Regions from separate parts of the Mus musculus genome. Here region 1 is linked to region 2. The links are chromatin loops, found by intact Hi-C in ENCODE. Cell type or tissue: left cerebral cortex. All regions are shown on one strand.

Region 1 (8,000 bases), 92 kb after region 2:
AGTTTCCTGGCTATGTAGGGTGGAGTGGACTGGTTTATAGCTGGGTGGGGCTGCCAATCACAAGGCAACACTGCCCTCTTCTGGTCTCTTACAGGAACTGCAAATATTCAGTACCAGTGCCAGAGGATACCTTCTGTTCACATACTACTGAGCATTTCAAATGAAGAAACTGTTGCTCTCCTAGGCTCAGCTCAGAGTTCTAGGAACAAAAGAACATACCCCACATGCTACCTTGGGTGGGACCCAATCCAGGCTTGGTCTGGGTCTTCCAAGACCTGCATGCACAAGCCCCTTCTTCCACGCTGCCCTATCCCAAATCCATCAGAACTCCCATCTTCTAAGTTTAAGTGCCCTTATCTCCCAATGGGCAACAATCTTGCCTTGGGTATTAAGAGTTAACAGCTCTGCCCCGCCCCTTCACCTGAGTCTATTCTGGATCCAAGACTGTTGGGCCAGGGTTACACTTTGCTACTTTGAAATCTCCAAGTATATGTTGGGCAGTGTTGATACACAGCAGGTAGAAGCAGGTGGATTTGAGTTCAAAGGCAGCCTGGTCTACAAACAAGTTCCAGGACAGCCAGGGCTACATCTTAAAGGAACACTACCTCTCCAAGTATCTATATGGAAATTCCTCATCCAAACATCAAGACACAACCCCTCCCTTAAACCCAGCTCCATTCTGTGCTGTGTCTGGGTGGACACATCAAGGATAGGCCCCTCCCACAAACAATGAGACGTGATATATGGCTGCAGGCCCCAAGCAAGGTTCAGGACACACACATGCCTCCAGGTGGTCCTTTATACTCCCAGCCCTGGGCACACACACCACTCATTGAACACCCCAGCCTGAATAGTATATTTTCTCAGTAGCCACCAGAGGGTGTGTTCACTTGGTAAGCTCCCAAGGCAATCTCTTGTGAGTTCTGCAAAGGTTGTCACTGCCCCACCCCATCACAGTAGGTCCATCCTGTCCCTCTCAGGAGACTTCGGACACTCGCGTCACTAGCTGTTGCTCCCACCACAGCAGCTGGGAGTGAATCGGGGTGAGCAGGCTTTGCCCGGATCCCAGAACTCTAGTCCGTAAGTCCTCATAACCATGCCTCACTCCAGAACCACGGTGCCACCCACTGCCTCCAAGGCTGCTTTGATCTTCTCGGCCTCAGCTTTGGCGACGTTGGCTTTGATTTCCTGGGGCAGGGACTCTACCAGCTTCTTGGCCTGAAAGAGACAACAGTCAGAAGTGTGGGGCATTAAAGCTGTCCCACCGAGGAGAGGAGAAGGCACTGAGGAGCGGGCCGCACCTGGACGAGGTTGATGCCCTGGACGTAGTTCTTGATCTCCTTGATCAGCTTTACTTTGTCCACAGGCTTTGCCTCTGTCAGGCGGACGGTGAAGTGTGTCCGCTCTTTCTGTTTGGGGACGTCTTCCTCCTCGGCCGCCTTAGGGTGTGGAAACAAAGATGAGGTGAGTAGGGAAGGATGGGGTGTGGCTGCCCCACCAGGACCTGCAGGTAAGATCCAAACATAACCTGAGCTCTACCTGCACAAAGCCACACCAGGCAGATCTTTCACAGGACCTCTCCCCGGAACAAGACATACTCTGTGCCTCCCTTTGCCATCCTCTACGGCGGTGTCCCTGTGTGCTTTTGGAATTTGTGAGACAGAGTCTACTCTGTGTAGCCCTGGATATCCTGGAACTTGTCCTGTAGACCAGGCTGGCCTCAACTCAGATCTGCCTGCTTCTGCCTCCAGAGTGCTGGGATTAAAGGTGTGCATCGCTACTGCCCGGCTCATTTTACATCTCTTAAAGATTGTAATTGATGGGGCTGGGTAGATGTTTGTCTTGCAAGTTTGAGGATCTGAAGTGGATCCCTGGAGCCCATGAAAAAGAAATGAGGCACAGTAGCTTGTGCCTGTGACCCAGCACTGACAAGGAACACAACAGGACCCAAGGGCCCACTGGCTACCCAGCCTAGCCTTATCAACAAGTTCCAGGCCGAGGGAAAGAACGTGTCTAAAAATGAGGTAAGTGGTGCTTGAACACGGAGGCTTCCTTGTGAACGCACGCACACGCACGCACGCACGCATATATAGGTAACCAGCAATTGGAACCTACAAGGCAGGGAGAATAACAAATGCTTTGCAGATAATAAATGGTTACAGAAACATCAGGACTACCTCAATCCTCAGCCACGACAACGACAGAACCATTTTTGAGGGGGTGGAATGGGAGGGGAGGGTTGAGACAGGGTTTCTTTACGTGACAGGCCTAGGTGACCTGGGACTCACTTTATGGACCAGGTTGGGTCAAACAGTTTCACCTGCCTCCTGAGTGCTGGGGTTTGAAGGCATACACTACAGGCCCGGCTAGAGTGACAACTATTTCAAGCCTTATTCTTGTGGTCCCAGCTTTGAGCCCCACCATCTGGGACACAACTGGATTGGGCCTGCATCCTGATACAGTTATGACCTTTTTCAAAGGCACTCCAGCTTAGGCAATGAGACCTAGCCTTGCTTTAAAAGTGAAGTCTGGGCTGGAGAAATGGCTCAGAAGCTAAGAGTACACTCTGTTGTTCATAGGAGCCTGAGTTCAGTTCCCAGCACCCATGTCAGGCTGGTAACAACAGCCTTCACCTCCAGCTTAAGGGACCCCACACTCTCTTCTGACCTCGCTAGCTACCCACATACATGTGGCACACACACAAACTAAGCAGCACTTATCTGACATAGGGTTTCACTGCGTTGCCCTGGAAGGCTGAGAATTCAGAGATCTGCCTGCATTTACTTCCCAAGTGCTGAGATTAAAAGTGTATGCTACCTTGCCTGGCCCTCCCTTCAGATTTCTTCCCCCTGGTTTTTCAAGTCAGGGTTTCTTGGTACAGCCTTGGCTGTCCTGGAACTCACTCTATAGACCAGGCTGACCCCGAACTCAGAAATCTGTCTGTCTCTGCCTCCCAAATGTTAGGATGTGTGCCACCACTGCCTGGCTTCTCCCACTCAAAATTTAAATATCCCTTGGAGGGCTGGAGAGATGGCTCAGCGGTTAAAAGCACCGACTGCTCTTCCGAAGGTCGTGAGTTCAAATCCCAGCAACCACATGGTGGCTTACAACCATCCTTAATGAGATCTGACTCCCTCTTCTGGAAATGTCTGAAGACAGCTACAGTGTACTTACATATAATAAATAAATAAATCTTTAAAAAAAAAAATCACTTGGAAACCCTCTGTCAGCCAGAACTCTTTGAGAAACACCTTGCTTTCTCTTCCTCAACACCTTCAAGTTTGATTCAACATTGTCATGTTGTAGAGGCCTTCCTCGAAATTCCAAGTCTCTTCCCTACCTGTCCAAATTGGTGCAGTGCACTTGAGGCAGGCACTCTCCCACAACATCTCTGTGCCCTCCCTACTTTTAATAATACTCAAGACTGCTGCACTGTTTGGCGTACCGTTTCCTCTCTTCAGATCATTTTTCCCACCAGTGTAGCTCAGAGGGCAGAAGGAAAGCTAGCTTACAGAATCGAGGTCCTGATCCCCAGAACCCATGCGGAAGGGGAGAACCCCCAAAAGCTGACCTTTGACCACCCCCTGCTCATGCACACCCACACACATGCACGCACTAGTAAAGATCTCGAATGCCTTCGGCAGAAAATTTCCCAAAGCTATTGCAGGGAGCCCACAGCAGAACACAGGGATTACAGCTACAGACTCAAGGAGGAACAGGGAAATACCTAAGTTATTGAGTCGGGCAGTTAACTGGGCACACAGAACTGGGTCTTCCTGTGGCCTAGGCTCACCTCAGAGGCCGGTGCTGCAGCAGAGACGGGACCAGGCACCATGCCACCCATTGGCATAAGGCCGACATCCTGGATCTTCAATGTTTTCTGTAGGATGAAGGAGAGGTCTCAGTGGCTGCTTATCAAACCCTAAATGGAGGTACAAATGGAGGTACAAGCCTATTTGGCCCTACCACCTAGGAAAGTACATTTGATAATTTACCAAACTCCCAAAACACCCCAGAAGAGACAGGGACCTCTGACCTTTGTTTGGTAAAAATACAACTAGAAGGCAGGGACTTTAGTCCTGGCCTGTGCCGATCTCTCCTAATACCTTCAGGAGTTCGTTGAGGTCTGAGATCTCCAGGAGCGTAAGGCTGGCAATGTCTTGGACCAGCTGCTGGATCTTGGGGGGGTATTCTTTGGGAGCATTATCCAGAGGTGCGCCGGCGAGTGCTTCACTCCTTCGGTGGCTGCTGCTTCTCAACTGCCGCGCTGCACAGACGCTGGGCATCTGTTGCCTACCCCAGGCAAACAGCCGTTAGATCAGAAAAAACGGGAGACTCAAGGGTACAAGATCCATGTGCTCAGTCTGCCACCGCTGAGGCCAGGCTCCACAAGCTGGGGTTAAGGGACCCGAAAAAGCTTTCCTACATTTCCCATAGAGCCTCAGGAGCCCACGACTATGTCTGCAATACTGCCCAGAACGGCAGGCTTCTGGTTGAATGGAATACATCAGCCTGGCGGGTGCACAGTGCTGCACCAAGCCTTCCAAAGCACGGGGCTCGGGCTATGCTGCCGACCACGGCGATGGGTCTCAGCGGCGGGAAGCTGGGGACGAAAGGTACCTGCACCCAAGGTCGCCCAGGCCGAGCCGCCCTCTCCACGCCCCGCAGGCTGGGCCGCGGAAGGTGGCGATGCGCCCGTCACCCCTTCCCTCTGAACCTACTTCCTGCCCGCCGCCCCGGCAATGGCGCTCTAGACCACCGCTTTACCTGGCAAGGCGAAGCGCTGCCCCCCGGAGTCCAAGCCGTGGCCCCCACAGGCAGCGGCTAGCCGCCACCGGCAGCATAGCTCCGCAAGCGGGAAGGTCACACGCGGCTCTAAGCGGAAGCGACGCTCTATCCGGGAGGAGGCGAGCTGTCCGGGCCGCTCTAGCCCGGGTTGGCTCCTGGTATTACGCACTAGGCGGTGCGACGCGCAGGCGCGGAGACAATACTGGGTTGGCGCTTTCTCCATCAGTCGTGTTCCGCACGCCTTTGTCTCGCCAGGGGAATAAGTAGGCGCCCCCACCCCTTTACCTACGGAACTCATAGCCCCTTGAATTCAACTCAGTGGTCCAAGAGGTTAGCAACCTCAGGAGCCCAGTACTCTAAACCTAGGAGAAGGAAGGGCCTGGAGTCCTCCCAAGAGCTCACTAGGCGGAACCGCCTCCTTTGAGTGCACACTAAGGCGGGCGCTTAGCGGGGAGGGAAAGAGCAAAACTTGAGACCTCACAGAAGTCAGGTTGAACCGTATATTTCAGGGTGAGCTATTGAGAGCTAAAACCTTAAGCAGTGGGTAATCCTGAGGGCAGTTGGGCTGCAAAAGCCCGCGTTTGCACCCTTCCTCACCCGCCTGGTGATGTATCCTGCACCAGATGAGTCTGCAGAATCCCCACCAGGAAGGAGACTGTTGGCAAGTCCACGGTTTCTCAGCCAGTACCCAGCACACTCCACAACAGATGCAGACTATTAAATTGTTGGTCCAACCCAGCCTGCTGCCCGAACAATCAATCATGAGAGTTTTGAAATACATTTTATTTTCACTGCTCTGCACTGAGAGATGACATCCAAGGAGAAGGGGAGACAGAGATACCTAAAGCTTCTACCCTTGCTGTGCAGGAGCCACATGGTTCTTCTGGGTACCAGGGCCAGGCCTGGACACCACACAGTTAGTTCACATCAGACTCCGGGCCAGGCTAAGCATCCCCACAGCATTCACCTGTGGCACCCAACACAGCCGGGCACTCTCCAGAGAAGGTTCTACTTGCCCTGCAGAGCCCCAGTCCCGGGGAGGTCAGACGGCATCAGGACTGAAGCAGGGAACCAGTGATAGGAGCCAGACCACCGAGGACAGGGAAGAGGGCCAAGGGGGAAGGCCCACCCCTTGCTCACAGAAGGGACACTACAGGGCAGTAATAGGGGAGGAATGGCTAGTTAGACATATAAGTGGTTTCTGGTGAACTGTAGTGTTACTCTGCATGGTGAGCGCCAGACTCAAGGTCAGTCAAAGGAGATGAGCTGGGCCTCACTGCCCTGTGCTGGCGGTCCCTGTGTAGGCGCTGGCTGGGCCACAGGGGGTTGCTGCTGGGGAGGGCCGGTGCTGGGGGCCATCTGGAGAGAAAGAGCAGATAGGCTCATCACCCCCCTTCACAAACAAAACCTTCGGCTTAGAACAAGCTTCACCTTAGCACATAGTAGATCAGGTTGTTACCAATATGGCAATGGCACGTGTGATCTCTTGTAAACTTGTCTCCTGTGCAATATGGACGCATGTGTACATACGTGCACTTAATGGCATGTCATGATTCTGTCTGCTGAGCAAAGCCCCTGATGCACCCAGTGCAAGGGATCAAAGGAAGCTCAGAAGTCCAAGGGCAGGCCGCTGGGAGACGGCTCACCTGCTGGTACAGGGGCTGCTGCCCTGGGATGTAGGGCTGCTGGGCTGGCAGAGACGCATCCTGCCCGGGAAGGGCGGTCATGAGATTCTGTGGGAAGTAAGATGGAGCCCGACACTGAGTTATCTGTGACCAGACACAAACAGACCCTCCTGGCTGGAAGAAAGCAGAAGCGAGAGCAAGGAGGAGAGGGCCTGCCTGGGATAGCCCTCTGTGCCTAGCAAAGACTAGGTCTCTTTACCTGCATATTGTACGGCTGGTAGCCCATGGACATTGGCTGGCTCCCCATGTAGCCTATGTTGCTGGTCTGTGGAGGCTGTGAGATGGCTGGGAGGCTCTGTGGGGCCTGAGAAGCCACGCTCTATGGAAGGAAGGCAGTGAGGTGAGGGAAAAGATGAGGAACAGGCAACGGCTGGGTGTAGATGCTGGGTGCCCACATACCTGGTAGCCTGGGGTTGGTGTGGGCTGGTAGGAGGAGTAGGCAGGACTGGTGGTGGGCCCGGCCTGGGCCTGAGGGGCTGCCTGTGCCCCAGGGGCACCTGTTGGGTACATGTAGGCGCTGACCATGCTGGGATCTGTGACAACAAAGGTGAGCTGGCTCAGCACAGAAATGAGATTAGAAAAGAACACCCTCGCCTGGGTTTCTCCTTTTGTTGTGACTTTCAAAGCCAGGGATATGTTTCACATCCTCGTAAAAGAAAAGTAAAGCCAACATGTGTGGGGGTGGGTGGGGTGGGGTGGGGTGGGATGAGGTCCTATGGGAGGGGGAAGCAAAAAAAAAAAAAAAAAAAAAAAAAAGAACCAAGTTCTTTTTGTTTTCATAGTGCAAGGGGCTGAGCCCAGGGTCTTATCCACATTGGGCAAGCACTCTCTACCTGAGCTACAGCCCCACCCTTCAAACTGTCTTGGAACAAGTGGTAGTCAGACTGAAGGAGTTAGGGAGAGCTGACACTGATAATTTCTGAAGCCCATACTTGGAGTTTCAAAACTGAGACCACAGCAACAAAGACAAACAGTCCTGACTTACAGCAGCCCAGGCTAACACTTCAGAAAAGACCACTATGATAGAAATGAAGACACACACTAGGGATAGTGCAGGCCATCCAAGCTGTCAGAATGGGAAACATTAGGGGGAACCTAGTTTGCTTCTCACACACACACACACACACACACACACACACACACACACATACACACACACGGTCCTCAGTAACCTACAGACTGTAAATTCACCCTAAGAACCTAAGCCTTAACCGTCTGTTAGGCCTTGGAGTCCTCCTGCCTCAACTTCTCAAGTGTTGGGATTGTAGGATGCACACCACCATATACTGTCTGAGATTTTGCCTTCTAATGACTGACTATCCATCCCCACAGAGAGGACGTGGGATCCCAGAGAACCAAAGAACAGACAAAGCAGGTAGAGTGCCAAACTGACCTTATCAAAAGGTGACAGGCCAGTTAAGGTGACACAAGCAATCAGCACTCACGTGGATTACACCGATAATGTATTAAAATCAACTGTGACAGGGACAGAGATGGCTCAGGAGTTATAACAGCTGAGTTCTCTTA
Region 2 (8,000 bases):
GCTCTGGAAGAGCCGGCTCTCGTGTCCCACAAACCCTCGCACCCGGCATTCGGCAGAAGGCGCGAGGGCGCCGGCCCACGCGGGACGCGCCCACGAGGCCCGCAGCAAAATGGCGACGGCGCCGACCCGCGCCCCCTGGCGGCGCATGCGCAAGGCGACCCCGCCCGCGAGAGCGGAAGTCTTGTGACCCCGGAAGTGACCGTCCGAGCGGCGGGCGGCGGACGACGTTCGTCATTTGGTGCGGGAGGGAGCGCGAGAGCGGCGGTCGAGCCTCCGGTGAGTGGGCGCGTGGCGCAGCGCGGTGCAGTGCGGGAGGGGAGTGGGTTGGCTTTGTGCGGCGTCGCGGGCGACTGCGGCGCTCGCGGGCGGGGCGCGGTCACCCGGGCGGGCGGGCGGGGCGGGCCAGGGCGGCAGCGCAGGTCCTGCCGGAGGGGCCGCGGCCCCCCGGGCCTGCGCGCCTGCTACCAGGGGACCCCCTTCCTCGGCCTCGCGGGCGGGGTCCGGCGCGGGGCCTGGCCCGGGGCTCCCGCCGCGCGGCCCCGCCCCGCTCGGATTGCGGGCTCTACGGAAGTGCGGGCCGCGCCCTGATGCTGTCGCCGGCGGCCACGCTTGGCGTCGGGTGGGGTTGTCTGTAGCCTCCGGGTTTCGGACCGCCGCTTTATGTGTTTCCTTGGCGGACACCTCTCAGAGGGACAACGGCCGGGCTCTTCCCGGGACCGCTGCGCATTGCCTGTAGGCATCACAGTGGGTTTCCGAGAGACGTTTGGGAATCTGCGGAACTGAAAGGCATCTAGGCGCTTCCGTCCTGGTTGGTTCCTCACCGCCACTAAAGGTTTAGGGTCAGGGCCCAGAAACAGGCTCCTGAGATTTATTTGCAAGCGGTGCACTAGCTCCCAAGTTGCATACGCAGACCCTCACTAGAGAGGACAGACCTGCGTATTTAGGATCCCCTTTGGGCTCTTGGGATTTAAGCGGTCATCACATAGTTGAGCTTAGGACAGTATTCCATTGGAAGGGACGAACAAACAGACCCTTGTCCTGCACGTGGCTAACATACAGAGCATCTCCCTGTCGGAGAACTTACCTCCATGACCCAACCCAGTAAGATGAGAGCCTGGGCAGCTAGGGACAGCAACAGGACCCCAGGGATTTAGTGTTGCGTCTGCCAGTTCAGTTCGGTCTGGAGGCTTATTCTTAGTGGGGAGGAAAGGTGTTTTGCTTCTCTGAGGAACAGGCTGTGGTCCCATTTCGTTGCTTGGGGTTCTAGTCCTCTCAAATGGGCCTCTGCGTAGGGCAGTGGCAGCATCCTCTCAAAGTTCCAGTCAGGTGTCCTGCAGGTGTCAGGGTCTGCCTAGGGTGGAATGCCTCCAGGCTGTCACAGTCCTGCTCATGCCCCGCCCACAGGTGTCCCAAGCTAGAGGTAAGCATGGCAGAACAGGAACCCACTGCTGAGCAGCTTGCGCAGATAGCTGCAGAGAATGAGGAAGATGAGCACTCTGTGAACTACAAGCCTCCAGCCCAGAAGAGCATCCAGGAGATCCAGGAACTGGACAAGGACGATGAAAGCCTCCGAAAGTACAAGGAGGCCCTGCTGGGCCGAGTAGCTGTCTCTGCAGGTAGGTGGCTTGGAGGAAGGATGTCATCTAAACCTGTGCCCAGTCTCTTTCCAGACCACTCTTCCAAGGAGTGAGTTTAAAAAGAAAAATCTTAAGGGATGGGACTCTGACTCTTAACTCTCACTCTGCAGACCCCAACGTCCCCAATGTCATTGTGACTCGACTGACCTTGGTATGCAGCACTGCCCCAGGCCCTCTGGAACTGGACCTGACAGGTGAGTGGGTATTAGAATCCCTGGGTGGGGCCAGCTGGCATCTTGCCTCTACCCCTAAAAATAATTTTCTGCACTGATGCCCTCTGGTGGAGAAGAGGGGAAGTGCAGCTAGGGGCTTGCCGAAGCTCTGCTTTGTGTCAGGGAAGGGGCTGGGGAGAGTGAATGTAGCAGGGTGGAGAGCCCTTCAAGCAAGCAGTCAGCGGAGACTCCTCCTCAATACAGGTGATCTGGAGAGCTTCAAGAAACAGTCGTTTGTCTTGAAGGAAGGTGTGGAGTACCGGATAAAAATCTCTTTCCGGGTAAGGTGGGGGCTTTGAGAGGCCTGGAAACAAGGGGCAGAGGGGCAAGCCTGGGAAGGCAGCTGACCCTGGCTCTGTGTCCCCACAGGTGAACAGAGAGATCGTGTCCGGCATGAAGTACATCCAACACACATACAGGAAAGGGGTCAAAAGTGAGTGGGCGGGCCATAGAGTGGGGAGCCATTGGGCCTGGGAGGGGCGTGCAGCACCAGTAATCCTGCCTCTCCTGTCCCTCAGTTGACAAGACTGACTACATGGTCGGGAGCTATGGGCCGAGGGCCGAGGAGTATGAGTTCCTGACACCCATGGAGGAGGCTCCCAAAGGCATGCTTGCTCGGGGCAGTTACAACATCAAGTCGCGCTTCACAGATGACGACAAGACTGACCACCTGTCCTGGGAGTGGAATCTCACCATCAAAAAGGAGTGGAAGGACTGAGCTCCAGCTGGGAGACGGGCAGGGCGACGGACAGACAGAAGGACCGACATGCCCCACCCTAACCCCCTACCTACCCCAAACCAAAGTGCTGACAGGACCTCCCTCACCCGTCATTCCTCCCTAGTCCACTCAGGCAGTCAGCTCTCCTGTCTGCCCCTCCTCCACCTCCTGCCCGCAGGCCCCTGTGGTCTCCAGTGTCACATTGCTGCTTCTGCCTGTGCAGTGGGGGAGGGGTTCCAGCCCAGGCCTCCAATCTGCTGTGTCCCTCCAGGTTCCCTCTGTCTTCCCTTCCTCAGGCCCTGGCTTCTAGAATGGAACAGAACACTGTCAGGGTTGTCCAGCCCACCTTGTCTCTGTCGCAGCATGGGGAAGGGCTGGGCTATCTGTCCTCTAGTCCCACCACTCCCTGGCCAGGTCATCCATCACTGTCAGTCACTGTCTAACCATGATGCCTTAACATGTGGAACGTGTGCTGGGGGCCGTCGCTAACTCTTAACTCCCTGTCTGCATGAGCATGTGCTCTCCCTGTCCTCGCCTCGTCTGCCATCCCCATCCCAGTGACCCACCCAAGGGAGGCCTGGGGTGCGCTGCTGTTGCTTCCTGCGAGCCTGGCCAGCTCTTCCCCTCCCCGTGGCCAGGGTTGGGGGTGGCTCCAGTAGCTAGGGGAGGGTCAATTGCCAAAACTCGATGCCTCCAGCCCCATCTAGGAGGCAGGGTAGGGTGCCTCATTCCTCTGCCTTCTCTGTCCCTTGTAGGCAGTACTCGGAGCCCCTGTCCCCACAGAGAGCCCCTGAGGGACAAAGCCAGCCGAGCCTTACTTGTCTCACCTGGGCCACGTGGCCTGAACCTCGTGCCTGGCCTGTCAGTATTTATTGCCTCCATTTGGGCCAGCTGGCCTGATGCCTCTGCCCTGGTTCTTGGTGCCACCATCCCTGGGCCGACCCTCCCTGGACCCAGCCAGGACAAATGTGGGACCAAGTTCACACAGTTGGGAGCTGTCTCCTGTGCCTCCCCTCCCTATCCCCAGTCCCTGTGTGGTGTCTGCCAGGCCCAGCCTCAACAGGCAGAGGAGCCTGTCCCTGCTTCTCTTCTGACTGGGAAATAAACACCCCTGAAGGAGTCTGGGATTGTGTGGTCTGTGCAGCTTGTGTTGGGGTTTTGTAGGGAATGGTAAGAATCCAGTGGAGGGTGGATGTCCCTCAGATCAGATGTCCTGGCTACAAGGTTGTCTGCTGCTAACAGCCCTGTTTTGTCTTTGCTCCTGGCTTCCTGTGGAGATGTGAATATAGAACAAACCCCAGGCCCATGGGTCACAGTGCTGGCCCTGGGCATAGAGGGATTGCCTGAGTCAGCATATCTAAATTTCCCCTGGCTGGGACTTGCCCTCAGTATGGAGCCCTGCTGGAAGATCAAACTGATCTGGCTCTGAACAACTTGCATGTGTAGGTCGACCTGGTGAGAGAGTTCCCTATGCCTGTTAGTGAGGCTAGTTGGAACAGGAAACCGAGCCTCTGCACATCTCCAGTACTGTGCTCTCTAGAGCACCCACGAACCTAGGGAGAAAGGGCAGGACCACTGAACCATGAAGCTTGTAGCAGAACCCTGAAAAGCCACTAAGCCTTAACAGGGCTCTTGTGTAGCTCTCTGTAGTGACCACAGGGAGGCAGGATTACTTGTCTGTCTTCAGCACAACCAAAGGTACCTAGTAACCTCAAAACCCCATCCTGCCTTTACAGGAGTCAGTCTAAAAACTTCCCTTTTCAGCCTTATGCTAGCTTTGGAAAACCACCCTCTGATGAAGCTGTTCAGGAAAGTGGGTGTACCAGTTGTGTAGCGAGTAGTAATCGGCTACTTTGCTGGAGCCCTGCCAATCTTGCCTTGGGGTCCACCAGTGGTGAATAGTGTGATGAACCTTTATTGCAGGGGGCCAAAAGATACCTTTTTGTCTTGTTGCTGACAGCTGACCATAAATTGGGCCATGTCCGCCATTTTTACTAGATCCATCGGAGCCAAAGACTGGCGGACCCCAGAACCAACCTTCTGTGGGACACTAACCTGATAATAGCAGCTCCTTGTACTAGGCAGCCAAATTGTTGATCCAATCCTTACCCAGAACTCTTCCTGGCCCCAGCAGTCGGGGCCTGAGCAGGGTGAAGCCTTTTCTCCAAACTGCAGAGCCAACCAGTCTCCTAGCTCATCCTTAAAGTGTTTATTAGATGCTCTCAGCGATGCTGTTTATCAAATAAGGGCTTCTGAAGCTCTCTTTGGACCAAGATACTTAATCTTACAGCTCTGAGTTTGTCCTAGGCAGCTAAGTGTGTGAACTCAGACCCTAAGTTCCAAGTGTACAAGCCTACTGCCAACAGCTAGGACTTTGCTCTGGCTCCTCCCAGTGCAGGTTAACTCAGAGTGGCCTCAAAGTGCATGATGTGTTTCCTAGGTCCCAAGTCTAACCAGATCCTCCCAATCTCACGCCCCCTAACCTGCCTCTGTGGAGAGCTGTTGCAAGGCCCTCAGGAGCCAGGCATTCTCCACAGCAGCTCCTCTCTGACTAGGACTCCCAGGAATTGCCTAGCTTCTTGGCTCTTCAGACACCTATAGACAGGCCTCCTCTCCTGAGGAAAGTGATGGGCTGTAGGTAGTACCAGTTGATGAGCAGTCAGCTTCCATGCTGTGTAAACATCTGCTATTGTGATTTACAAGACCCTTCTCTGCCCAGCACAATCCTGTACCAACCAAAGCTACCATCCCCATAGCCGTGGACACCATTCTGCTTCCCGCTTGGCTGTCATCAGCTCTTTCAGTTCACCCTCCAGGTCAATCAGTCTTGGAGTCAATCTGCTGTCCACCCTACTGGACACCCTGCCAGGTGTGTCCCTCCAAAAGGGAGTTGCTTGGTTCTGAGAACTCTTAGGAATAGTCAAAACCTCCAATAACTCAACCTATAGTTGATGAGCATCTTCTCTGAGTAAGACTCCTGCCTGAAGGATATTTCAATGCATTTCCAATGGCCCAGAAAATGTGTAATACTCAGTGTGGGTCTTACAGGACCTTGATACTAGGTTGTCCAAACTAACACCTCTTTTCAGCAATGGCAGCTGCTCTTAGAAGAAGTAAGAGAGGCCTTGGGAAACAGAACTAAGTCATCAGCTGGGCCCTCAAGGGCTTGTAGATGTTCAGGTGATCTGACCTGCATTCTCAGGTTGGGACATACTACCCTTATATTACTACCCATATATTATCTGGCCACTCAACAAACCCAGAGGGCCCAAGAATTTTAGGCCTCTCTCTGACTTCTTTCCAGTGGTTGATTGCCTGGTAGAAGCCAGTGCAGAGATAGCAGACTTTTTTTTTTTTTTTTAAGATTTTTTTATTTATTTTTGTTTTTTCAAGACAGGGTTTCTCTGTATAGCTCTGGCTGTCCTGGAACTCACTTTGTAGACCAGGCAGGCCTCGAACTCAGAAATCCACCTGCCTCTGCCTCCCAAGTGCTGAGCCACCACGCATGGCTTAAGATTTATTTTATTTATGAGTACACTGTAGTAGTCTTCAGACACACCAGAAGAAGGCACTGAATTCCATTTCAGATGGTTGTGAAACACCATGTGGCTGCTGGGAATTGAACTCAGAACCTCTGGAAGAGCAGTCAGTGCTCTTAACCACTGAGTCATCTCTCCAGCCCTGATAGTAGACATTTGAAGACATTCTTTAGTCTAAGATCCTGTGATCATCAGGAGAGTGTCACAGCTGCCCCTCTGTTCCTACAACGTCAGCAGCCCTACTCTGTTATGTGGATATGGCAGCTGCCTGCATTGAGAGCTTTATCCATTCTGTGTCTGACACAGAGCCCAGAGGCAAACTGAGACTCAGCCCTGGTCCTGAAGGCAAGTTGTCTTTAAACTATCACACTCAACTCCCTCCCCTGCCCTGTTCTTTTCCCTTCCATAGACAAAACATCCCACGCCTAGCATTTAATTACCAAAATCCTGAAACTTTTTTTTTTTTTTTTTTTTTTTTTTTTGAGACAAGGTCTCAAGTAGCCCATGTTGTCCTTCAGCTCCTGGTATATTTTACTATACCTGTAATTCCAGTCATTTAGGAGGCAGAGGCAGTACAATTGCTCAAAGTTCGAGAGGCCAGGCTAGTCTACATAGTGAGTTTCAAAAAAATATATAGGGCTAAAGAAGGGGGACAGGGGAGACACAAAAACAAGACAGAAAGAGCTAATCCACCTGCCTCTCTCAAATACTGGGATTACAAGGGAACACTGCCATACCAGCGAACATTCTTCTCTTTTTTCACTTTTTGAGACAGGGTTTCTGTGTAACCCTGGCTGTCCTAGAACTTGCTTTGTAGACCAGGGTGGCCACACACAGATCCAACTGCCTCTACCTCCTGAATACTGGGATTAAAGGTGTGCCACCAGTGGCCCGCTCTTTTGTCTCTAGTTCCAAATAATGGTTTCTAGAACAGCTCAAGGCAGCTAAAAAAATCACTGGGAGATAGCAGCATCATATATGAAGCTATTTCTATTGTACCCAAGTCAGGAATGTGTACAGGCACTAAAGATAGGCAGAGAAAAAACCAAGCACCTAGCCAAGCTGCTGCTAGATTAGGTACTCTTCCAGGGCAAATTCATTCATAGCTCTCCTAGGCCTGCAAAGTCATCCCGTATATACTCGAAGGTTTCCCAGTGAGCTCCGACCAGGATCTGACTCCCTCTCTGCCTACACTGAATGGGTTGGGGCACAAAGGACTTGGTCTTCAAGGGAAGAAACTCACACTAGATAAGAGGAGTTTCTAGTAGGAAAGGTAATACATGCATGTCCTTATTGACAACGTTGCTAAAGAAGCTACTGCCAGGCAGTGATGGCACACATCTTTGATGCCAGCACTCTGAGGAGGCAGAGGTAAATGGATCTCTGAGTCCAAGGCCAGGTTGGTGTCTATCGAGTTCCAGGGCTATACAGGAAAACACTGTCTTGAAAAACTAAAAACAATTAAAAAAAAAAAAACTATCAAAATACAAAACCATATGCCATATTTCTTGTTTTTTATCCATTTCTGAGAGCAGTGTAGTACTAGTCAATCTATATACTTAATATTTGGGTGTTTGCCTTTTCTAATGACCCTTGACAATCAGGATAGTTTTCGTAGTGGGAAGTGAAAAAAGAAGATGCTTCTAGGAGTGAGCTCCCGGGCTGGGCGTGGAGAGCAGGTCGGTTGACAGCCGGGGAGCAGTAAAGAAAGAGAAAGATGGACCGAACACGGACAGGGACTGCTCACAGCTGTAACTACAGCACCCAGTGGGCCGGTGCAGATCTTTTAAGTATTTCCTCGGGTTCCAGGCCAGCCTGTGTACAATGAGTTCCAAGTCACTAAGGGATAGAGACACAAAGTAGAAGATGATTCTGGAAAAGGAAGTCCAACCGA

What was found. A loop is a pair of places that touch in the nucleus more often than their neighbours do. Peaks named below come from ENCODE experiments on the same cell type or tissue, not always from the same donor. Only the 100,000 strongest peaks of a DNase experiment are listed, where the experiment ranks them.
Region 1: it touches region 2 in a loop (3-fold over the local background); 7 of 42 quality-filtered maps call a loop at or near these places.

Annotation. Positions count from the first base shown.
Region 1 is chr11:120,481,536-120,489,535 of GRCm38, reverse strand. Hgs (HGF-regulated tyrosine kinase substrate) reads right to left here. Exons shown (of 22, transcript NM_008244.3): 19 at 6,873-7,006; 20 at 6,673-6,792; 21 at 6,435-6,521; 22 at 5,552-6,147. The coding sequence ends at 6,037. Mrpl12 (mitochondrial ribosomal protein L12) reads right to left here and starts at 4,899. Exons shown (of 5, transcript NM_027204.3): 1 at 4,768-4,899; 2 at 4,107-4,293; 3 at 3,794-3,880; 4 at 1,302-1,439; 5 at 782-1,218. The coding sequence starts at 4,844. The coding sequence ends at 1,102. In left cerebral cortex, a CTCF peak has its summit at 81 (motif pointing left); DNase peaks (open chromatin) are centred at 72, 4,499 and 4,957; H3K4me3 peaks cover 1,876 bases; H3K27ac peaks cover 1,573 bases.
Region 2 is chr11:120,573,798-120,581,797 of GRCm38, reverse strand. It overlaps Arhgdia (Rho GDP dissociation inhibitor (GDI) alpha), which reads left to right and starts at 174. Exons shown (of 6, transcript NM_133796.8): 1 at 174-276; 2 at 1,405-1,616; 3 at 1,748-1,831; 4 at 2,054-2,130; 5 at 2,219-2,282; 6 at 2,368-3,699. The coding sequence starts at 1,427. The coding sequence ends at 2,567. In left cerebral cortex, CTCF peaks have their summits at 154 (motif pointing left), 1,919 (motif pointing left) and 4,214; DNase peaks (open chromatin) are centred at 1,877, 2,407, 4,246, 4,401 and 3 more places; H3K4me3 peaks cover 3,084 bases; H3K27ac peaks cover 2,039 bases.